2 separate regions of the Mus musculus genome follow, and region 2 is linked to region 1. A link is a loop called in an ENCODE intact Hi-C map of the cell type or tissue named here. Cell type or tissue: left cerebral cortex. All regions are shown on one strand. Each heading gives the region's core, and the rest is flanking DNA. Links, peaks and the distances in the headings are about the cores only.

Region 1 (4,590 bases), core at 765-3,264:
TATGCCAGCTTCATTTAAGAATGTCCTGACGCAGTACAATTTACTATCAGCATTAAATATTGACCTTGTATGCATGGCTCTTCACTGTTCCATGTGATGGGTTAGGAAATGCACACAGGACATGTCTGCAGCTCCTAAAGAACTCTGGTGATCTCAAGGGAAAGTCCAGATGTGCCTGGGGTGCAAGCTGAGCAAGCAACCTTTCTCCTAGAACTCTTTGTCTTGAAAACAAAAGTAGCAGACAGCCTAGAATTATTTAGAGTTAAGTTTTTGGCAGACATTTTCTCAAAAATAAAATAAAATAAAATAAAAGCAAGCTTCTAAGGAAAATTGATGGTATTTATTAACCAAAATAAAATTTCAGTTATCATATGAAAATGCAAATCCTAGAAAAGTTCTATTCATTATCATGAGCTGGTCAGCTTCCTGGTATTTAAAGGTATTTCTGATGTAGTTAGTGGTGTTTTTGTAACTATGTAATAAGAGCTAGGTTGTTAAAGAGCTGTGTATTTCAGGAAGCAGATATGTCCAGGATGTCCAGTGTGTCTTGTTACTCGAACATGGAGGATCTAAAGATCCGTTTCAATGAAAATCTTTGGATTTTAAGCAATCTTTAAGAATTAGCCATTTCTTTGGTTTAGTGTGGTCCCAAGCTTAAGAGTCCACAGTTATGATAACAAACTGAATGTTGACCAAATATGAGAATAAAACTGTTCTGTCAAATAGATATGAAAGGTTTACAAAACCACAAAGCAATATGCTCTCCTTGTCAAATTTGTTCTGTTTCAGTACATATAGTTATTGCCATAAAATGCATTGATTTTGCTATATGTAATGGGCTTATTACTGTTAACTTCAAATGCAGTATTGGATAGATAACTTTAATCTTCTCAATTTTAGTTTCTGATGTGCCATCAATCGATATGAGCTAAATAAACAAGAATAGGGAATGTAATTATCTCCAAGGATATGAGGGGATCTGAGCCCCACAAGTTAAAACACTGTTCTTTCTAGAGCAGCCTTCCAGTTTCTAGCAGTGAACAGCAACTGAAGCAAAGATGGAAGATGTAACCCACCAGCTGTAGGACAGCTCTGATTGGTCAGTTCTCTGCAAACCACTGTCAAATGCCAAACATGCGCTTTTTCTGTTTCTCTGTGAGGCAGGGCAACTGCCTTGGGAAGATGCTGAGCCACCACTGTCCAGTAAGAAAGCTGTGTGGGAGAAACTCGGGTGGAGGGCACCTTCTCAGTCCAGAAAAGATCAGCCAGAGGAGGAGCCTCTTCTACTGGGTTCTCCACCCCGTGGGAAGGGCACTGTGGAGAGGAGGCCTCAGACGGGGGTGTGTGTTTGTGTGTGTGTGTGTGTGTGTGTGTGTGTGTGTGTGTGTGTGTGCGTGTGGCTTATTTCAGACTTCACACTTCTGGTTCTGAAATACAATGGGTTTTTCCTCACCCCTTGACTTTCCCTGCAGGGAGTTTGCCCGATGGAAAGTGAACAACTTGGCCCTAGAAAGGAGAGATTTCTTCAGTTTGCCCCTGCCTCTCGCCCCAGAGTTTGTCCGCAATATCCGCCTCCTTGGAAGGAGACCCAATCTGCAACAGGTTACTGAAAACCTCATCAAAAAGTACGGCACTCATTTCTTACTTTCTGCTACTCTTGGAGGTAAGCAGTATCCTCAGCCCCAAACTGGTTGTTCCATTGTTGAAAATAGCTTTTATGATCTGTTGAGTATCGTTCTATTTCCCTGCATCTTTTTTCTTTCTTGACTTATTTTTGCCTGAGAAATATTTTCTTTCTGGTGCACTGGAGAACAGTGTATTCTCTCGGTACCTAAATCTACCCTAGAACATTTCTATTCTCATCCAGAGGGGAGGGAGTTGCGGGGTAAGGAAGTTAGGGGTGGGGAGGGGAGACAGGGACAGGGAACACACACACACACACACACACACACACACACACACACACACACGGGTTTCTACTAACCATATACCAGCAGGGGGCGCTCCTACTTTTGTTTTGACTAGCCATCTAGCCCATGGACTTCACTTGTTAATTCTTGACTGTGGCTAAAAAAATGTCAGCTGTGTAGGCTCAGAAATAGATAGATGTTCATTGAGTTACTGACCCCTCCTTCCTCACTGTGACGATTGGTAACCAGCCAAACCACAATTCCAACAACTTGGGTGAATCTCCCTCTAATAGAATGGCGGTGGGGACTGGTCTGTGCAAAATGGAGCACGGCCTCTGGACTGGATCACAAGACAGGATCACAGATCACAAGAGTTCTTGCAGCTATGGGAAGAAAGAAAGAAGGGTTTATCATAACATTTAGTTAAGTGTGCTGTAGACAAAGCACAGCTCCCCCGGGGTTGAGGCCAGCTGCCGGCATGTGGCAGGTGGTGAGCATTTGATGGGGAGAGAACAGAAATATAGCCTCAAAGCTTTCGCCCTTTCCCTGGAAGCTGTAATAGCCATGTGGCTTCTTATAAACAACTTGAGAGGGGAGAATTGTGTCTCCCCCTTGGAGGCAGATTGCCTGCCATGGAGATCAATAGAGGATGTTAAATGGAGACACTGCTGAGGGGTAAGCTTTGGGAGGCTTTAAGAGCTAAGAAAGGAGGGCCTCCCAGGCAGGGAGGCCTGTGACCCTGTACACCCTCTGAGAAGAGAGCTCTCAGAATGGAAAGGATGGGGAAGAGGCCCCCAGCAGGGGCAAGGCTCTCTCTTAACTCTGTCTGCCTTGCCCAAGGGCTACAGGTTCATAATGGCAGAGGATCCTGGGGCTGACAACTTCACTAATGAGCTCATGTTTTTGTTATAGGAGAAGAGTCTCTGACCATTTTTGTGGACAAGAGGAAACTAAGCAGAAAGTCAGAAACAACAGGAGGTATCCCTGTAGTTGGGGGCACTGGGAACAGCTCCGCTGTGTCTCTGGAAACCCTGCACCAGCTGGCTGCCTCCTACTTCATTGACAGAGAGAGCACACTGCGCAGACTTCACCATATCCAAATAGCCACAGGGGCCATAAAGGTAACAGCCTGCCAGCACCGGGCAGGGAAGCCAGAGCCTTAGCTGGCTTCAGGTTAGCCAGGCTGTAGGAGCAAAGAGAAACAGTAACTTTCTGGTGGCATCTGAGCCAGTCCTTAGAAGTGGTTGGCTTACCCATTCTCTGAAGGAAGGTCCAGCAGACAGATTTACTCTTGTCAAAGATGTGACTGTATTCTAGTAGAGGTTGAACACTGAAGCAACCCCCACTGTAAGGGCCATTTAAAAGCATGGTATACATTTTCTAGGGTGGGAGAAGGGGCCCTTTAATGTTAGTTAGATTGGTCAGGAAGGGCAATTCAAGGTTTACCCTGTGAGGTTGAGGCCTGAAAGATGAGAAGCCTGGTTGTATAAAACTGAGGAAGAGTGTTTTGATTAAACAAACAAACAATTCTAAGTGCTAAGGCCCCAAGTCAGCAAGCAGCTTAATGTCCATTGAAGCACAGAGAGCAGTACTATGAGGGCAGAGAGCTAAACAGAAAGACATTACACAAGATGAGGTTCTGAAGGAGGCTGGACTGGATGGCATGGCCACAGAAAGGAATTTTAACACCAGACAAGGTACAAGTTTTAGCAGGAGCATGACAGAGCCTTGGGATATCATGCATATCTTTAAGGGATCCATAGTTATTGTGACTTTAAAATCTATACTTTCTACCCACGCCAACACCTGCTCTAATTAACCTGTAGGGTATTTCTACTAAGGGTCTATAGTTAACGGATGACTGAAAACCCTTTTGGGAATGCTGGGGTTTTTAAATTCTAAGTATAAAATCAAGGTGGTCTGTAGCCATCAAAATTAGGCTCTGCTTTTGTATCGTCTGAAAGAGCAAGGGGATTTTGTTCACTTACCCACTGGTTAACTCAATAACTATTTTGTGAGTGCTTAGCACATATCAGATACTATTATAGATACCTAGAACACAACATGAAAATCTCTATATCCAAAAAGCCTGTGTTCAAATCATGGGCCTGCAAGTAAATCCAGAGACTTAGTGACTTAGAGGTAACTGACATCCTGCAGAGGGTCAGGTTTAGTGACATGAAGGGGACAGATGATGGAGTGGAATGAATCTAAGATAAGAATCAAAGTGAGGAACTGCTTGTGAATAGGAACTCCGTTTGCACTGTAGAGGAAATCAGAAGAATGGGTCCTTATGGGAGAGTGGTGGGATCCACACGGTGTTTTTTATCTTCATGATGAGAGATAGTCTAGCTTAGCCATATATTAGTAGAATAATGTGGTAGAAAGTGATGACGTGATGAAACAGGAGAGAGAGAAGGTAATCGAGGGGCATGGTCATTAAGTGAGCGTGTTGGCATTTTATATAAGAATGAAGAGATGGGCCTTACAGACAAGCACTCCATTCTTTGTGTCAGGAACAATGTAGAATGTGTAAGGATACCTGTTGAAGGATGGTATCATGTGGTGGTGGGAAGATGTGTTTCTCTTCTCTGTTTGGTTCTGGTTTCTCAGCTAAATAAGAAGCAAAGGCCTTGACTAAAGGGAATAAGAAAGTGTTGTGGTAAAATCTCTGGCATGG
Region 2 (4,590 bases), core at 1,246-3,745, 710 kb after region 1:
GGTACTTAAGGCAGAAAAGAAAGGTACCTTCCCATAAAAGGGAAAGAAAATACAGAGTAGTGTCGAGTGAATGGGAGATGGGGACCTTGGAGTCAGTGCTGTGGCTGAGATAGTCCTATTCCCAGCCCAGAAACAAACTACCTCGGTTTTATGCCAGTTTGCTGCAAGGCTTCAGTGAAGTTCACACTCCACACCAGCAAGAGACGCGAGAAAAGGCCACTGGGTAGCAGGTCTCAAAACACATAGGGGATCGGACTGGAGGATGACGCGATGCCTACGGACATAGGGTAGCAACGAGATGCCAAACAGAGGGGCTGAGGGGAGAGAAAAGAGCCTGGCAGTGCGGTTGCCACCTATACAACTGAAACCCTGAGAAGAAAGAGAGAATGGACTAAGGCCAGAGCAGGAGGGAAGCTCCTGAGAAAGGGGGAGTGGTCAGAAGGTGAGCTGTCAGAGGGACCAGAGGGCTGTAGGAGCTGAGGAGGAGCTGAGCGGAAGTGCTAGGAGAGAAGAGCCCAGGGCAGCAGGAGGACAGGAAGGGAGGGAGGGGCAGAACTGCAGCAAGATTTCCGCATGTATGCCTCCAGCAAAGACTTCTGAACCGTTTGCTTTCATGCTGTAAAATTCTGACCTTCCGGGAACATAAAAAGAAACCCTAAGCCTTCCCGCACTCCCGTTAAAGAGGACAAATGCAGGAGATGACTTGGCCGGTGGTACCAGGTGCCAAACAGCAAGGCTAAGAACCTGGCTGCCCACAACCTAGACACAGCATCGCTGATGGCCGCCCCGCCCCGCCCCGCCCCCCTCGGGGTTCAGTTACCTGGAAAGAAGGGATGAAGGATTTGGGGCGGCCCAGCATCTGGCAGTACTCGAAGATTTCCGTCCGCTGGATAGCCTCAATTGTTGCAAATTTCATAAACTCTTGACTAAAAGCAGGGAATAACAAGAACAGAGGTGAGGCGGAGATGCTGCTCTCAGGCAGGTCTATAAGAGGAAAGAGCCTGTGGGCTCAAGATAGACTGCACTTCCTCCTTGACCTCCATCTCTTTAGGTTTGGGCAATAAGTGAGAGTGCCAGCACTTCTAGAAGAGCCTGCTTGTGAGGAGGAGGCTCTGCACCTCCCTTAACATCCCCCTTCAACACCTCCCACTTCAACCTCCTAAAAACTAGTCCTCAGCCCTCAGCCCTCAGCCCTCAGCCCTCAGTCCTCAGCCCTCAGCCCTCAGCCCTCAGCCCTCAGCCCTCAGCCTGGCATGCCCCAGGAAAGACAGAGCAGCCTGAGCTTGCCAAGTGCAAAAGAGGAAGCCGTGGAGTCCAGGAGCACCACAGATGGCCTGGCACAGACTGGGGAGGACAATGGAGCCAGAAAGAAATGACAGATCTTGCACAGGAAGTTCATCCGGCCAGTGAGGAAAGAAAACAGGTGAATGTGATACACACACACATACACACACACACACACACACACACACTTGCCGTCTCCCCTCTACAGCTTGCCAGGTGCCCTATATTCCAGTCATCAGAATAATTCCAGAAGCTAACATATCTCAAGAAACTCCCCCAGGAGTCATGAACATGGGCTATAGGAAGCGAGGTACCTTTATGGGCTTGCTTAGCCCAGACAGACTGCCTTGAGAAGATGACTCTTCTATCTGAGCCCAGGCTCAAGAGAAGAATCTGTGAGGAGCACCGATTGCTATGGTGGTAGAGGATTAGGAATATCAGCTACAACTTTTGCTCCTGCAACCTTACTGTCTAGACTCCAAGTCCATCCTGATGGTGCACCCGAGAGGCTACCTTAGACAAGGCTTTCAATCCCTCAATACCTTGCTTCCCCGGTGCAGTTACCTTTTTATAAAGTAAATCTGTAACAAAGCAAACATTGCAAAGACACTGATAGCTCTGCATCTCAGAAATGTCTTCTTTCTCTCTCTTGAGACAGGTTCGTAGCCCTGGCTGGCTGGCTAGCCTAGAACTCATTGCACCACCCTGGCTAGCATTGGCCTTGCTACAATCCCCCTGTCTATACCTCTTGACTGCTAGAATTCTAGGAGCGCAATACCATGACTGCTCAGAAATCACAACTATTAAGGAGAAAGAGGTAGAAAGATCCAGAACAGTGAGGACCACCCAGGGTAAGATTATCTGCTTCAACTCACTCTTTCTCCAGGGCTTTGGGGTCCTTGGGGGGGGGGGGGAAACACCCTGATATGTGGCTACCAGAAAACAAGTGACTGATGCAGAAGGTTCCAAAGAGCTTGTGCTCCAAATTAATATATTGAAGTAGTATGGAGGCCCCAAAAAGTAGGCTCCTAGAATAAGCCCAGGGCTGCCCAAAATATACTATTGTAAACTTCATTTTTCTATGTTATCTCTGGTTGTGGAGCTAGGCTGCCACCCAGTGGCCAGAAGAGTTCAACACACACCAAGAGCACTAACAGCACCAAAGGCCCTCTGGTGGTGTGATGTGGCACCCTCTGGTCACCTTGCCTAGACTAATGCAGAAGATAGAGAGGAAGAGCGGGCAGTAGCGGAAATTTACACAAGAAAATGAGTAGTGAAGCCATGAAACCCAGTAAGGGCTAAAATAACCCGTGCAAATCATCTTTACAAAAGTCACATACGTACCTGTGGCTACTGCCCACCAAGGCCAGATGATCTGTCTTCACCGTATAGTGACCAAAGGGCACATGAGCCATGAGATAGCAGAAGTGAGATGCCTCCACAAGCCCTTTTCCAGCTGCAGGAGGAGAACAAGAGCCCAGGCGTGAGGCACACCCTGTGGGACCCAGTGTCTGAGTAGAACAGAGAGTTAAATAGTGGACCCCAGGGTCAGAGCGGAAACCTGATATGAATAAACCAGGGGAGTTCTTGTGACATCTCCCTTTCCTTCCCTCCTGCATCAGTGTTTCTGACCTCAGATCCTGCATTTCAGTTCTCATCAGCCACAACCAGGATGCTGTGTGCTGTTTCACGTCCCCCTGATGAGTTTTTCATTGGGAATTTTCTAAAAGTCATGGTCATTCCTGGGGCTGAGAATCGAGACAAGATGCCTATACCTAAGTAAAGTAGGACATCAGAAACGGATTTTAAACATCCTTGTGGGGTGTGGCTGCTTCCTTGTGGGGTGTGGCTGCTTGTGGGGTGTGGCTGCTTCCTTGTGGGGTGTGGCTGCTTCCTTGTGGGGTGTGGCTGCTTCCTTGTGGGGTGTGGCTGCTTCCTTGTGGGGTGTGGCTGCTTGTGGGGTGTGGCTGCTTCCTTGTGGGGTGTGGCTGCTTCCTTGTGGGGTGTGGCTGCTTCCTTGTGGGGTGTGGCTGCTTCCTTGTGGGGTGTGGCTGCTTCCTTGTGGGGTGTGGCTGCTTGTGGGGTGTGGCTGCTTCCTCTACTGAAGTTGGATGATTGAAGACTTTTCCTGTGCTCATAAAAAATCACATCAATTACCAAGTTGTTCCTGACTTTTAAATGTTCTCCAAACATTTTCTACTACTTTAAACTCGAATTAAGTGGGTGTGACAGTCAATCTTCATTGTCAACTTGAATAGACTATCTTAGGAAATACCTCTGGGTGTGACCTTCAGGGTGCTTCCAGAAAGGTTTAACTGAATCGGGAGGACTCATTTGGAGTGTGGGAGGCACTATCCTCTGGGCTAGGATCTAGGAGTGAAGAGAAAGAGAGGGAAGGAGCCCATCACCCATCTCTGCTTCCTGGCCGTGAACACCAGGCCTCTAGTCACATCTCAACCGTCTGCCGTGACAGACTGTGTTTCCTAGAACTGTGAGCCAGAGAAACCCCCTTGCTTAAGTTGGTTTGGTCGGCCATTTTGCCACAGCAGTGAGAAAATGGCTAACAGCGGGTGAAGTACAGAGTCTGGTGCCCAATAGACATGGGTCCCCTTTCAAGCAGACAGCTGGGTCACAACCTTACAGAGGGCTGCTTCAAATTCAGAAGAGCAGTTGTTCACAGCGTTCCACAAAGAACACCATGGTTTCTAAAAGTTAGACCAAATTTGTGAAGTAGAGATCTGGATATCCTGTAGACATTCCACACTTGTAAGGCCCTGTTCTCAGACAGATAATAGAAATAAAGACAGAAAGCTACCAAGGTGGTTTAGGCAAAAGCAGCATTTCCCATCTGAAGTCCCCGAGGCAAGAGGAAGTGGCACGCCCCTGTGTTAGCTCAAGGTAAAGGCACCTCACCTGTAAGTAGAAAGTGAAGAGGAGGCTATATAGCAATGGAAACACAACGCTCCCAGTGGGAATTCTGGGAAACAGATATGGAAAAACAAACAAACACACAAACATAGCAAAAGCAGATGAAGGTACCTTTCCCTGGGGTTTCTTAACCAGGAGGCTAACAGCGGCAAGATTACAGTTATAAAGTAACAACTAAATAGTTTTATGGTTGGGGTTGGGGTGGGGGTCACCACAGCATGAGGAACTGTATCAAAGGTGCTAGCATTAGGAAAGTTGAGAAACACTAGGAAACACTAAACTAATGTCAGACATGGAAAGTTGCCCCAGGGAAGGCGTAAGCCAATTTCTGCTTACCCAGGGTATCCCCCATGCTGACAATCGCTCGCTGGTACAACT

What was found. Peaks named below come from ENCODE experiments on the same cell type or tissue, not always from the same donor. Only the 100,000 strongest peaks of a DNase experiment are listed, where the experiment ranks them.
Region 2: it touches region 1 in a loop (7-fold over the local background); 8 of 42 quality-filtered maps call a loop at or near these places.

Annotation. Positions count from the first base shown.
Region 1 is chr1:158,264,903-158,269,492 of GRCm38, reverse strand. It overlaps Brinp2 (bone morphogenic protein/retinoic acid inducible neural-specific 2), which reads left to right. Exons shown (of 8, transcript NM_207583.2): 3 at 1,473-1,663; 4 at 2,823-3,031. Among named protein-coding and RNA genes, the nearest start is that of Brinp2, 89 kb to the left of the region's middle. RefSeq lists an enhancer at 1,447-4,026. In left cerebral cortex, for the core only: a CTCF peak has its summit at 2,041 (motif pointing right); a DNase peak (open chromatin) is centred at 1,981.
Region 2 is chr1:157,551,083-157,555,672 of GRCm38, reverse strand. It overlaps Sec16b (SEC16 homolog B (S. cerevisiae)), which reads right to left. Exons shown (of 26, transcript NM_001159986.1): 13 at 4,549-4,590; 14 at 2,629-2,740; 15 at 821-926. Among named protein-coding and RNA genes, the nearest start is that of Sec16b, 27 kb to the right of the region's middle. In left cerebral cortex, for the core only: a CTCF peak has its summit at 2,443 (motif pointing left); DNase peaks (open chromatin) are centred at 1,260, 1,869 and 2,411; H3K27ac peaks cover 520 bases.